Regions from separate parts of the Homo sapiens genome. Here region 2 is linked to region 1. A link is an interaction called in ENCODE POLR2A ChIA-PET data of the cell type or tissue named here. Cell type or tissue: HepG2. All regions are shown on one strand.

Region 1 (2,500 bases):
AGCTAATTAGCTGACACAGATGGTCACCTCCATTACCAAGTAGAGTCAGGATGAACTATGTGTGACCAAGAGTGTTGTCAAGTCCTCTTCCCTGAGGACTGATTAGCGTTTATCTTGAAAACATGTCCTTAATGGGTTGTATAGAACAGTAAAGTTTCTTTCTCTTTTTTCAACCTCTTAGCTGTTTGCCTGTATTTCGCATCACAATCTGGTCTAAGGCTTATTTATTAATGAAATGGTTTTAATTTCTTTCTCTATGATCATCGTGGAGATGATTTCTCATTTGGAGAAAGACTTTTTGTTTGTTTTCAATTATATTTTCTCAACAATTAGACAGTGAAGTAAAAAGTATTTTGGGGGGGCCAGGCACAGTGGCTCACGCCTGTAATCCCAGTACTTTGGGAGGCCGAGGCAGGTGGATCACTTGAAGTCAGGAGGTTGAGACCAGCTGGCCAACATGGGGAACCCACCTACAAAAATACAAAAATTAGCCGGGCATGGTGGCACGCGCCTGTAATGGCAGGTACTCCGGAGGCTGAGGCAGGGGAATCGCTTGAACCCAGGAGGCAGAGGCTGCAGTGAGCCCAGTTCCTGCCACTGCACTCCAGCCTGGGCGACAGAGAAATGCTCTGTCTCAAAATAAAAGAAAAGAAATAAGTAAATAAATAAAAGAAAGTAATAGATCTCTTCTACAAATGTGCTGGGACAACTAACTGGATATCCACATGGAAAAGAATAATGTATCCCTATCTCACACAATCAAAATTTTATTTTAACGTTAAAAAATGGAGAAAAAAAGAGAGAGAGACGAGGGAGGGAGTCCTGAGGGAGGGGTGTTACTTTGTCGCCCAGGCTGGCCTGGACCCCCAGGCTCAGCGATCCTCTCGCCGCTGCTTCCTGAGTAGCTGGGAACTCAGGCTCCCGCCCCCGCGCCTGAATCCTTGCTGTGTTTATCCAGCAGGTCGCCCCTGGCTGGCCTGAGCATTCCGTCCCGCATCCCAGGGGGAGGCCCTAGGGAAGTCTCTGCAGCTGAGCACGGGGTGGACTCTCCCTCCTGAGTGAGTGGAGAATAGAAAGGGAGAGGATTTCTGTTCTGTTCTGTGGGCCGTCAGCATGAAATCGTACGTTCCGCCCAGGCAGGGCCTTGCATTTTACATTCTAGTTTGTATCCCGTTCCAGACAATTCCAGGGCTTTTGAGTCCATGCGTCAGCCTTCCTGGGCGGTCTCACCTTCACCACCCGAAAACAGGTGCTAGGAGAGAAGCTGAGAGGAGCACCGGTCACGCCCCGGCCCCGCCCTCTGCCGGCTCTAAAGCGCAAGGTCTCTCCGCCTCGCGCCCCGCCCCTGCCTCGTCCAGGCCCCGCCCACCTCCTTGCGGGTCCCGCCCAGGCCTGGCTTCTGCTCTGCGCGCGCAGATTCGTGCAGACCAGGAAGCGGATAGCGTGGAGTGACGGTGCCACCGCGGCGCGTGAGTTTCGCCCTGTCTTGTATTAAGTCTGCTCTTCCAGGTTCCTGGCGCTTCTGTACCTGGGACTTGGGATCCCCACAAACCTGGAAATTCTCAGCCGTCTTCCTTCACTCAGAGCAAATTGAGACGACCTCGTGAGAGGCCGTGGGTCGGTTCCTTTTGGGTTTAAGGTCCCCCTGAGGCTGGTCCCGTCCCGGGTGTTTCTGCTACAGGGCAATGTATACACTTTCTAACCTGTAGTTTTCCTGCTGTAAACCTTTTTCTGACTCCTCCCGCCCCGCGCTTTTTAAAGTCCTCACCTGAGAGGTGGATTCTCGCCTTTGTCGGCCCCTGGAGCCCAGCGCCGCTGCCCCAGTCCCGGAAAGGCCGCGTCCTCTGCCTGGTCCTAGGATCCTGCAGACCCCACCCTTGCCTTAAGGTGCTGTCGCCCCTTCACCTCCCTCCTTGTGCCGGGCCCTGCTGCTCCACGGGTTTCGCCTCCACAATCACCGCTTCCCCTGAGCCCGCGTTGGGGAGGTGCCCGGGGCCTGTCCTGTGACGCGGGGTGTTACTGCCTGCCCAGCTCCAGCCCCTGGAAAATGCGCTCCCCCGGGATGCAGGCGTCTTACTCCAAACCCTCCTGTGACTGTGTGGGCCAAAGGGATCAGGAGACGGACAGAGAGCAGTGGAAAACCTGAGACAGAAAAGAAGAATGAGAAAGACCTATAACAGATGGCAAAGTAGAGGATGGGTGAGGGATTTGCCAAGAGACAGCAAAAGTGAAAAGAAAACGATAAGAAAGCAGGAGGAGAAAAGCAAGTGCAGAAATGTAGAGAAAAGCTGGATGTACAGAGAGATGAAGGACAGCAAGGTAGGGAGAGGGACAGCAAAGAGGGAGGCTCATCAGGGTGAGGGAGAGGAGGAGGGATTTGGAGCCAGGGCAGACAGAGCAGAGTGGTGCTGGTGGCAAGGAGAACAGAGGGAGAAGCACAGCAGGGAGGACACCTGGGGATCTGGGGTGCTAGAGAGTGGGGACAGGGGGGTATAACAGG
Region 2 (2,500 bases), 140 kb after region 1:
ACGTGGCCAGGTGTGGTGGCTCATGCCTGTAATCCCAACGCTTTGGGAGGACAAGGAGGGCAGATCACGAGGTCGGGAGTTTGAGACCAGCCTGGCCAACATGGTGAAACCCCATCTCTACTAAAAATACAAAAATTAGCTGGACATGGTGGCATGTGCCTATAGTCCCAGCTACTCAGGAGGCTGAGGAGAATCGCTTGAACCCGGGAGGCAGAGGTTGTGGTAGGCCGAGATCGTGCCACTGCACTCCAGCCTGGGCAACAGAGTGAGACTCCGTTCAAAAAAAAAAAAAAAAAGTACGTAAGTTGAAGTCCAGGAGGGTTCCAGACACAGAGCTTCTGGTGTCTTCTCCCTGTGGAGTCAGGACTCATTACTCTGCTGTCTTTGATGTGTGACAACAGGCACCAACTATCGCCAACTAGAGAAGCTCACCAGAGCTCTGATGTTGGAAGTTTTTATTGGGGCCTCAGCATGTAGACATGATTGACTGGTTGGTGGATTAACTGTCTACATGGTTAATCTTAGTGTCCAGGTCAGCTGATACTGCGTGACCAAAAGCTCCTACCCCGAATCCCTTGATTAGTATTTCTGGCATAGCAAGCCCCCATCAGAAACAAAGACATTCCTCTTAGAGGTAATATAGATTACCTTTCAGCACCAGAGGGCAAAGGCCAGACTACTTTTTAGGCAAGTACACATTCTTTACTACATCCCACCCATCCGTCCCCGACAGGGAGCTGGCCAGAAATGGAGCCCTCCTGTTAAATTGTCTGGGCCTGTCTTTGAGGCGCAAAAAAAAAAAAAAGTAAAGCCTCCTCTGCTGTGTGCAGCTAGGTTTCCTGAGGTTTCATTGAGAGCTTGGTTTAGGTTTGATCCATGATACTCTTTTTTTTTTTTTTTTTTTTTTTTGAGACAGAATCTTGCTCTGTCACCAGAGGCTGGAGTGCAGTGACGCAATCTCAGCTCACTGCAACCTCCGCCTCCCGGGTTCAAGCGATTCCCCTGCCTCAACCTCCCAAGTAGCTGGGACTACAGGCACGTGCCACCACATCCGGCTAATTTTTTGTATTTTTAGTAGAGGCAGGGTTTCACCGTGTTAGCCAAGATGGTCTCGATCTCCTAACCTTGTGATCCACCCACCTCGGCCTCCCAAAGTGCTGGGATTACAGGCGTGAGCCACCGCACCTGGCCTGATCCATGATACTCTTCACCTTTCCCAGATATGTCACGGTTATGTGTTTGTGTTGGGAAGCCAAGACAGAGGAGCCAAAAGGTCATATTACATCACTATGGGGACCCCAGATGCACCTCGTTTTAATCTCTTTTTTTCCACCCCTAGCTCTAGCCTCTCGGAATTTGTCTTCTTCAGTGGAAACCCCGAGAAGACTGATCAGTTCTTCAGTTCTAAAACAATGGCCCAGGTAAGTGTATATTTCTCTTTCCTTCTTGAGCTATGATATTTGCGTTCTGTGCATCTGCTTGTGAATTATCTGAAGCCTTTTATCTAGTCAAGCTCTTTATAATTACCTGTTTCCCAGCTCTTTCTATTCCAGTGAATGATAATGCCACGTAGCTCCGTGTCTGCCTTTTTGGGAAATCACTGAGCAGGTGATTAAGTATCTCCTGTTTGCTCCCTTTTTTGGCAAGGGTAATTTTGGAGCAGTGAAGTAGCAAAGTCCTTTGAGGGAAATATTTAAGTCAAGTCTGTGGTTTGATGAGTTAGATATGTTGGTCCCATCTGACCACATGAGAAACAGATCCTCCACTGATCATGTTTTCTGCGTAGATAAGAGGGAATGCTCATATTCGCCGGTCTGTCTTAGTATGTGCTCAGATCCCAAGCTTTATGGGACTTTTGGAAAGGGATGGGGCTGTGATTAGGACCTTTGAACAGAGGTCATGTTCCTGCCGGGAAACTGGAGGATAAATTTTATTATTGAATGGATCTCTCAGACCACAAGATGATTCTAAGTCATCTGACATCCTTATCCTCTAAATCAGAAACAGGGGGCCGGGTGTGGTGGCTCACACCTGTAATCCCAGCACTTTGGGAGGCCCAGGTGGGTGGATCACTTGTGGTCAGGAGTTCAAAACCAACCTGACCAACATGGTAAAACCTCATCTGTACTAAAAATACCAAAATTAGCAGGCTATGGTGGCATGTGTCCATAATCCCAGCTACTTGGTAGGCTGAGGCAGGAGAATTGCTTGAACCCAGGAGATGGAGGTTGCAGTGAGCCAAGATCATGCCACTGCACTCCAGCCTGGGCAACAGAGCAAGACTCTGTCTCAAAAAAAAAAAAAAAAAAAAATCAGGAACGGGGGAAAGGCAGGGTTATGGATGGTAATAAATATGAAGATCTTCCAGTATGGAAGTAGGAGATGATCACATACCCCAGAATCGGAGAAAGCCTTAGGTGTTTTGGGCAACCTAAGTGAATAACTGTAATAAACAGTCTGACTTACCTGTGTGGGAATTTTTTAAATGCTTAAAAGGAAG

What was found. Peaks named below come from ENCODE experiments on the same cell type or tissue, not always from the same donor. Only the 100,000 strongest peaks of a DNase experiment are listed, where the experiment ranks them.
Region 2: POLR2A ChIA-PET joins it to region 1 with 5 read pairs; 2 of 35 experiments call an interaction of 5 or more read pairs at or near these places.

What each region holds. Positions count from the first base shown.
Region 1 is chr19:53,430,560-53,433,059 of GRCh38, forward strand. The region is part of intron 9 of ZNF765-ZNF761 (ZNF765-ZNF761 readthrough); the gene reads left to right. It overlaps ZNF761 (zinc finger protein 761), which reads left to right and starts at 1,425. Exons shown (of 5, transcript NM_001289951.2): 1 at 1,425-1,469. It also overlaps the pseudogene TPM3P9. RefSeq lists a silencer at 1,302-1,381. In HepG2, no CTCF peak of the experiment used is centred here; DNase peaks (open chromatin) are centred at 972 and 1,312; H3K4me3 peaks cover 1,654 bases.
Region 2 is chr19:53,567,965-53,570,464 of GRCh38, forward strand. ZNF331 (zinc finger protein 331) reads left to right here. Exons shown (of 6, transcript NM_001079906.2): 4 at 1,340-1,421. The coding sequence starts at 1,413. Among named protein-coding and RNA genes, the nearest start is that of ZNF331, 31 kb to the left of the region's middle. In HepG2, no CTCF peak of the experiment used is centred here; no DNase peak of the experiment used is centred here.